2 separate regions of the Homo sapiens genome follow, and region 1 is linked to region 2. Evidence: chromatin loops called from intact Hi-C (ENCODE). Cell type or tissue: ascending aorta. All regions are shown on one strand. Links, peaks and the distances in the headings refer to the core of each region. The heading gives the core; the rest is flanking DNA.

Region 1 (2,500 bases), core at 1-2,500, 51 kb before region 2:
ATATGGTTTTATTCCCATTTCATAAATGAGGAAATTGAGGCTCAAAGAAATTGAGTAATATTCCAAGATCATATTGAAAATGGCAACTGGGATTTGAACTCACAACTGTGTGTCTCGTCCCCAAAATTCATGCTCTTCCTCCTCCATGAGTAACGTGTGCTGGGGTTAGAGTAGCAGAGTGGCAGTTTGACCTGAGGATTCAGGTAAATCTGCGGCTTGGGCCCTCCTTGTGGCTCATTGCACCCAGGAGGCAGTTCAGCGGATGAGCTAGCCTTGTGGGGATATTAAAACAGAAAGTTTTAGGGTTAAGGTCACTAGGATCAGAGAGACTCACTCCCAACCGAGCTTGTACAACCAGAAAGGATTCTCCACTGACTAGTCTCGTAGTGTGAAACAGCTGTTCTACCTCCTGGAAGGGCCTGAGCCCACAGCCTGCATGGAAGTTTGGGTAACAGCTCCAGGGCACTGAGGTGGGGTTGTGTCAGCTCTCTTAGAATTAACTGCAGCTCTGATTGTCAGCATTAGAATAGTCTGAGATTCTTCTCACTGATTGCCCTCTCATCAGTGGCTCAGAGTGACTCATAGCATGTTGGGAAATGCACTGTTTTGGCTCTGTTTTAAATTCTGCCTTTGTGTTGAACAGCTGAGACATGAGCCAGATGGGCTTTAAGCTTTCATTTATTTATTCAGTGAATGCCTGCAATGTGTCAGGCCCAAGCCAAGCCTAGGTTCCTGGGCATACTTAAATGACCAAGGTCCACACACTGCCCCCAGAGGGCTCACATTCTACCAGGAATTTAGGAACAGACAGAATACATCTGTGGCACATTTTGATGATGCTATACTAAATAGAATCAGTTGTGCTTAGCTTGACCAGCAAGAGCTTCATTGACCTTTGACCAGAATCTTAGGGAATGAATAGGAATTGTCAAGGGTAGATGTTTCCCGGCACTTAGCACAATTGGCAGGAGACAGGGACTCTGACAATGTTGAATGAGGGAATAAATGGGTGAATGGAAGAGTGACTGATGATAACTATGACAATGAGTTTTTCTAGGCTGAGGATTAATCATTTTCTCTGCTTCTGAAAGGGAATTTTAGCTGCTGGTGTTGTCCTCTGCCTGCCTTGGTGACAGAGAGGCTCTTGGAGTTGGGTGCCTTGAGAGTAGAGTGCTCTAATGGGCCATTTCAAAATAGAATTTGGGACCTGTTGCAGGGCAGCTGGTTAGATACAGCATGTGTCTTGGGGCAATCCTGTACGAACATACACAAACTCTGGAGATGAAAAAGAATCCATGGGATGAATGAGGCCACGCTGAGTGCTGGAAATTCAATCCAGCTTCAGAGTAGTCCTTGACAGCTGTCTGGTCTGGCAATGGGTTATTCCCAAATTGTGGACAGAAAGGCCAAGCTAGAAAATTGAGTCATGCCCCCAGAGAGCTATCTTTTTTTTTTTTTTTTTTTGAGACAGGCTCTCACTGTTACCCAGTTTGGAGTACAATGGTGCAATCTTGGCTCACTGCAACCTCCGTCACTTGGGCTTGAGCAATCCTCCAACCTCAGGAGACCTTATATATTCCTAAAAATTATTGAGGAACCCAAAGAGCTTTTGTTTGTGTTGTTTATATCTATTGATACTTACCAAATTAAATATTAAAGCTGAGAAAGCTTTAAAATATTTTGTCACTAATTTATTTAAGAAAGACAATATTAAAGCTATCTTGTTAACATAACAATTTTTAATGAAAACTATATTTTCCAAAACAAAATTAGAAGAATGGCCAGGTGTGGTGGCTCATGCCTGTAATGCCAGCACTTTGAGAGGCTGAGGCAGGCGGATCACTTGAGGTCAGGAGTTCAAGACCGGCATGGCCAACATGGTGAAACCCTGTCTCTACTAAAAATATAAAAATTAGTCAGGCGTATTGGCAGGCGCCTGTAATCCTAGCCACTTGGGAGGCTGAGGCAGGAGAACCGCTTGAACATGGGAGGTGGAGGTTGCAGTGAGCTGAGATCATGCCACTGCACTCCAGCCTGGATGACAGAGCGAGATTTCATCTTAAAAAAAAAATTAGAAGAATGGTCTTCTTTTCATTTTTGCAAATTTCTTTTCATCTGGCTTAATAGACTAAAGCTGGCTTCTCATATATGCTTCTGTATTCAGTCTTTTGCAATACATTGTTTTGGTTGAAGTATATGAAAAAAAATCCAACCTCACACAAATATGTAAGTGAGAAAGGGAGGAATGTTTCAGTAGCCTTTCCAAATAATTTCCATTATTGAATTTGAGCCCATATCAGTGAAGTCTTCATACTCATTTACACTAAAATCTATTGGTCGAGCCAGTGCTTTGAATCCATCATGCTTTGGTCATTTGGAAAATAGGCTCACTGGATTTTGCACATCTTCCAAATGTTTTCCATTTCATTTTACAATGCCAAAAGATAACATTTGTTAATATCACCACCAATTTCATCAGAAAAGTCTTCAAGTATTTGGA
Region 2 (4,399 bases), core at 81-2,580:
GTCCAAGGCTGGTATCCTGAGCTGGCCCGGCCTGCCTGCCTGCCCGCCCACCATGCTGGCCACTCACCTTCTCTTCTCTCCTCTCAGGAGCCGGCATCATGGATTCCTTCAAAGTAGTGCTGGAGGGGCCAGCACCTTGGGGCTTCCGGCTGCAAGGGGGCAAGGACTTCAATGTGCCCCTCTCCATTTCCCGGGTGAGCCTAGGTTTGGGGAGGGGGCTCCCCCAGCGGTCTTTCGGTGCTTAGGTCTCCAGAGGGTGATGGGGGGAGTCCTAACAGGAGCTGGTCAGGGGCCAGCAGGCCAGGAGATGTCTAGGTCCGGAGATGTAGTGGTACCTGCCTGCCACAAGGACTCCCAATGAGGTGGATACTGGGAGGGAGCACCCAGGCTTCTCCAGCCCTGCACTGTACCCGATGCTGTTCTCCCAAGCTCCTGTGGCCACCTCTGAGGGCTGGAGGGAGGCTCATTGTGCAGGATGGGAGCCTAACATTTCAGGAGGTATCTAAACTTGAGGTGGCAATGCTTGGAGCCAGGCCCCAGGCAGGACACTGTGACTATAGGATTTCACTTCAGCCTCACTGCCGCCCAGGGAATAGCAATCCTCATCCCGTTTTTCCAGATGAGAGAAGAACTCATGGAGAGGTGGCGGGGCTCGCTCATCGAGTCCATGGTGAAGCAGGGATTGGAATTGAGGCACAGCATGGCGTACATTTTTTGTGGGTAGAAGGGGTCTCTCCCCAGCCTATGTAAGGACCCACATCCACTGTTCCCATTCAGGATGTGGTGGCCTTTGACCCCAAGCAGAAGTGTAGGACAGGGCTCCATTCTAGGGGCTTAACTTCAGCTTCCAAGAGCCTGCCCTGGTGTGGGTGGAGCTGGAGGCTGGCTCCTCCCTGTAGCAGGGGGATTGCCTTATAAGCCCAAGAATGCAGCCCCACGCTGGGATGGCCAACAGTGGCTGCGGTCTGCAGAGCTGAAAAGGGCTGGCCTAGGCCTGGCCCCCTGAACCCCACTGGTGGGCCTCTCAGCTGGTCACCAGGCTGCAGCTCCAGCTATATGGTCCAGTTGTGAGACACAACAAATTGCCTGCCCAGAGTGGGTGAGGCCAGCCTGTCGGCTGGCATCTCTGACTGGCCTGGGGGTCAGGAGGGGGTGGGGACTTCCTGCCCCTATATCCGCCTGCCCCAAGAGACCCACCCAGGCGCCGGGTGGGCAGGCAGCTGTTGTCAGGAAGCCCAAGGCAAGCCCAGCCTGGAGGGGCCCAGAGGGTCGTGGCCTGAGGAGGGGCTCAAGCTGGAGTCTGTCTGTAGGAGCTGGGCGTGGGGGTTAGGGTGGGCAGGCCAGCAGTGCTCTTCTCAGGGGTCCTTTGATGGCATTCTCCTGGAACCTGCCCCGCCAGCAGGGTAGTGAGGCAGTGGTTGCCCTATGACACACGTCCCACTACATAGCCCTCACACAGCCCTGAAACCTACCTGACGTCCTGCTCCCTGGGAAAGTGCTGGCCCAGTGTGTCTGGGGAGCCTGAACCTCAGTTTCTTCCCTGATGGAGATGACTTTCAGATATGGCCTGTTGGGGGCACTCCGGGCTCCAGCTCCCTGGTCAGCATCCCTGGCATGTGGGCGGGGCCACTAGCTGATCCCAGCCCTGGAGTTGGACCTGGGCCCACATGGGTGGGTGAGGTGGGCTTTTCTGAGTTAGGCCAGCCCCCTCCCCCTCCCCTGACCCCAGAATGGAGGGAGGTGGGAGGGGCAAGGGCTGGCTGTGGGCCCAGGCCTGGGAGATGAGGTAACGTCTGGGACTGGGGGGCTGGGCTGCTCAGGCTGACTCACCCCCACCTCATGCAGGGTCCAGCCCCCTGGCTTTTTCCCTCCTTGGTTCCTCTGGCCTTACCCTGCCCCTGGCTTGAGCCCCTCCCTGCCTCTCTCCAGCCACCCGCCCAGCGCTGTCTTCTGCTCTCCTGCTGCCCTCCCCACGCTCTGAACACCCCTCATCCTCTGTGCTTCCTGCCCTCCTCACTCTGGGAAGGGAAGCCGTCCCCGCCCCCCACCCCCTCTCCAGGAGCCAGCTAGCTGCACCCCAAGACCCCCACCTCGGGCTCAGCCCACAGCTCCCAGGAGCCAGCCCTGTGGGCAGGGAGTGGCTGGGCCAGGTTTCCCTTCTACTGACTCACCATGACCTTGAGTAAGTCACTTCCCCTCTGGGGTGTCACTTCCCCATACACAGTATAAGGGGTTGATTTAGTTGGATTGAACTAAAGGTGAGGGAGTGGCTCAGGGTGTCTCCAGGTGGGCTGACCCCTCAGTTGGGCCCCCATGCTCAGCAGAGGTGGCCCACAGTGGTGGAGCCTTAGGGTCAGAGACACTTCCTGGCTCTGCCTCTTACTAGCTGGGTGACTTGAGGCAAGTTGTTTAACCTCTCTGTGTACATTTGCAAGTGCAAAATGGGTAAAATCCCAGATTACTCCACAAGGTTGTTGGAAGATTCAGTGTCAATATGTAGCATAGTTGGTGCTCAATAAACTGAAGCAAGTCTTCTTATCTAGCGAGTGAGGAAGGGGCCGCCGAGCTCTCTTAGCCTTCTGACCTCCTACGCAAGCAAGAGGTCATGTTGAGCCCAGCTCGCCTTTCTTTTCCCAGTGCTGTCAAGCTCTGTGCCTGGCTGCCCTGCCCTCTGACATCTCTCTGAAACCTCTTGCCTCCCCTCTCCCTGCCTCAGCTCAGTCTGTGCACTGACCCACCTGAGGAGCCTCCTGGGGCCACTGGCAGCCTGGACCCCCCCAGATCCCCCCCACCCAGTGAAATTGTCTTCCAGCACTGCCTCACAAAAGCCTACTTGATGCAGTGCCAGGCCTCTTGCCAGATGGCTGGGTGGTCCCTTAGGCTTGGACCCAGTCAAGCTGCCCTGCCTGTGTTGCTGGGGCTGGGCTAGAGGCCTGGAAGGGGTTTATCAGGGTCACCCTCTCAGGGCCTGGGAGATACCCAATCCCAGACATTAAAACTGCCAGTAGCCCCTCTACCTTCAAAGCCAAGTCCTGGTCCCTTCCCCTGGCATTCAAAGCCATCGTAAGTGAACTCTCACCCGCTAGGCAGCACACGCCATTCTCCTTTACCGAGGCCCACCGCTTCCTCAAAGTCATTCCTGATGGTCTCAGCTCATGCTGGTGGCAGCCATTTCTCCCAGCCTACTGTCTCTACTCATTGCCACAGGAACCAGGGACTCCCAGCTCAAGAGCCTGAAGGATTGGGGTCAGGGGAAATTGGCAGTCGAGGGCTTGGGAGTGACAGCCATGTATGGCCTACGAAGTCCCAGCTGTCAACTTAGGTCCCATTCAGGCAGTGTTCACAGGGAACCGGGAGATAACAGGGCCTGTTCCTGGCTCTCAAAGGGTCCCAGCAGACCCCTATAGATGGCCCCCGACAGGGTGCTGGGGGGTGAGAGGTCCATAAGAGCCCCCGGTGGTTTCGGGGAGGAAGCTGCCCCCTGCATGGGCCAGAGGGCATATCTGGTAGGTGGAGTGGCCTGGGCAGGAGGCCAGCAGGAGCCTCAAAAGGCAATGGTCCTCCTGAAACACTTGGGCTTTAGCCTGAGCGTGGCTGTTTGTGGACATCATAGCAATTTCTGGACTGTGGGGGAGGGTGGTGGCGGTGAATAGATAAGCATCGTGACTGGGGAAGCTCAGGTGAGCACCACCTGAGGGAGAGGGTCTGGCAGTGAATAAATAAGCAGTGTGACTGGGAAATTGTGAAGCTCAGGTGAGCGCCACCACCTCCTGGGTTGCTTTAGTGTCCAGCAGCTGCCTAGAACTATGTTGAATGAAGAGCTCTCTGGGTTCTGGAAGTGGGACAGCTTTGGGTGGGGCAGTGTTACCACCGTCAGCCTGGCTTGGGTCTGCAGGGTCCAGGGCCTCGGTCACTTTGCTTCTCTCTCCACAGCTCACTCCTGGGGGCAAAGCGGCGCAGGCCGGAGTGGCCGTGGGTGACTGGGTGCTGAGCATCGATGGCGAGAATGCGGGTAGCCTCACACACATCGAAGCTCAGAACAAGATCCGGGCCTGCGGGGAGCGCCTCAGCCTGGGCCTCAGCAGGTATGCGGGTGGACATGGATGGGTGCGCCCGCGCTGGCAGTGGGGATCCCTGCGGGCCCGGCCCGCTGTCACGCTTTCCTTCTCCTCCAGGGCCCAGCCGGTTCAGAGCAAACCGCAGAAGGTACGAGGCTGGCCGGGACATCCGGGCGGTGGGCGGTGTGGGCTTGGACGGCCAGGCCTGCTCGCCCTCCTGGCACATTCTCGGTACCCCAATCCCTGGCCGGGAGTGGAGGGCAGAAACCGGAGCTAAGGCGGGTCTAGGGCCCTGGAGTTGAGCCAGGGGCTGCTGCACGGTCCTGGCACCACGCATGTCC

What was found. Hi-C counts contacts between places; a loop is a spot of excess contacts. Peaks named below come from ENCODE experiments on the same cell type or tissue, not always from the same donor. Only the 100,000 strongest peaks of a DNase experiment are listed, where the experiment ranks them.
Region 1: it touches region 2 in a loop (4-fold over the local background); 10 of 110 quality-filtered maps call a loop at or near these places.

Annotation. Positions count from the first base shown.
Region 1 is chr5:177,544,623-177,547,122 of GRCh38, reverse strand. The region is part of intron 1 of FAM193B (family with sequence similarity 193 member B); the gene reads left to right. Among named protein-coding and RNA genes, the nearest start is that of FAM193B, 8.7 kb to the left of the region's middle. In ascending aorta, for the core only: no CTCF peak of the experiment used is centred there; DNase peaks (open chromatin) are centred at 642, 1,502 and 1,922; H3K27ac peaks cover 2,500 bases.
Region 2 is chr5:177,492,212-177,496,610 of GRCh38, reverse strand. PDLIM7 (PDZ and LIM domain 7) reads left to right here. Exons shown (of 13, transcript NM_005451.5): 2 at 88-194; 3 at 3,934-4,085; 4 at 4,176-4,206. The coding sequence starts at 99. Among named protein-coding and RNA genes, the nearest start is that of PDLIM7, 3.2 kb to the left of the region's middle. RefSeq lists enhancers at 1-355, 3,692-4,233, 4,234-4,399 and silencers at 1,509-1,803, 1,750-1,899. In ascending aorta, for the core only: CTCF peaks have their summits at 160, 371 and 1,555 (motif pointing right); DNase peaks (open chromatin) are centred at 1,010, 1,750 and 2,167; H3K4me3 peaks cover 2,500 bases; H3K27ac peaks cover 2,500 bases.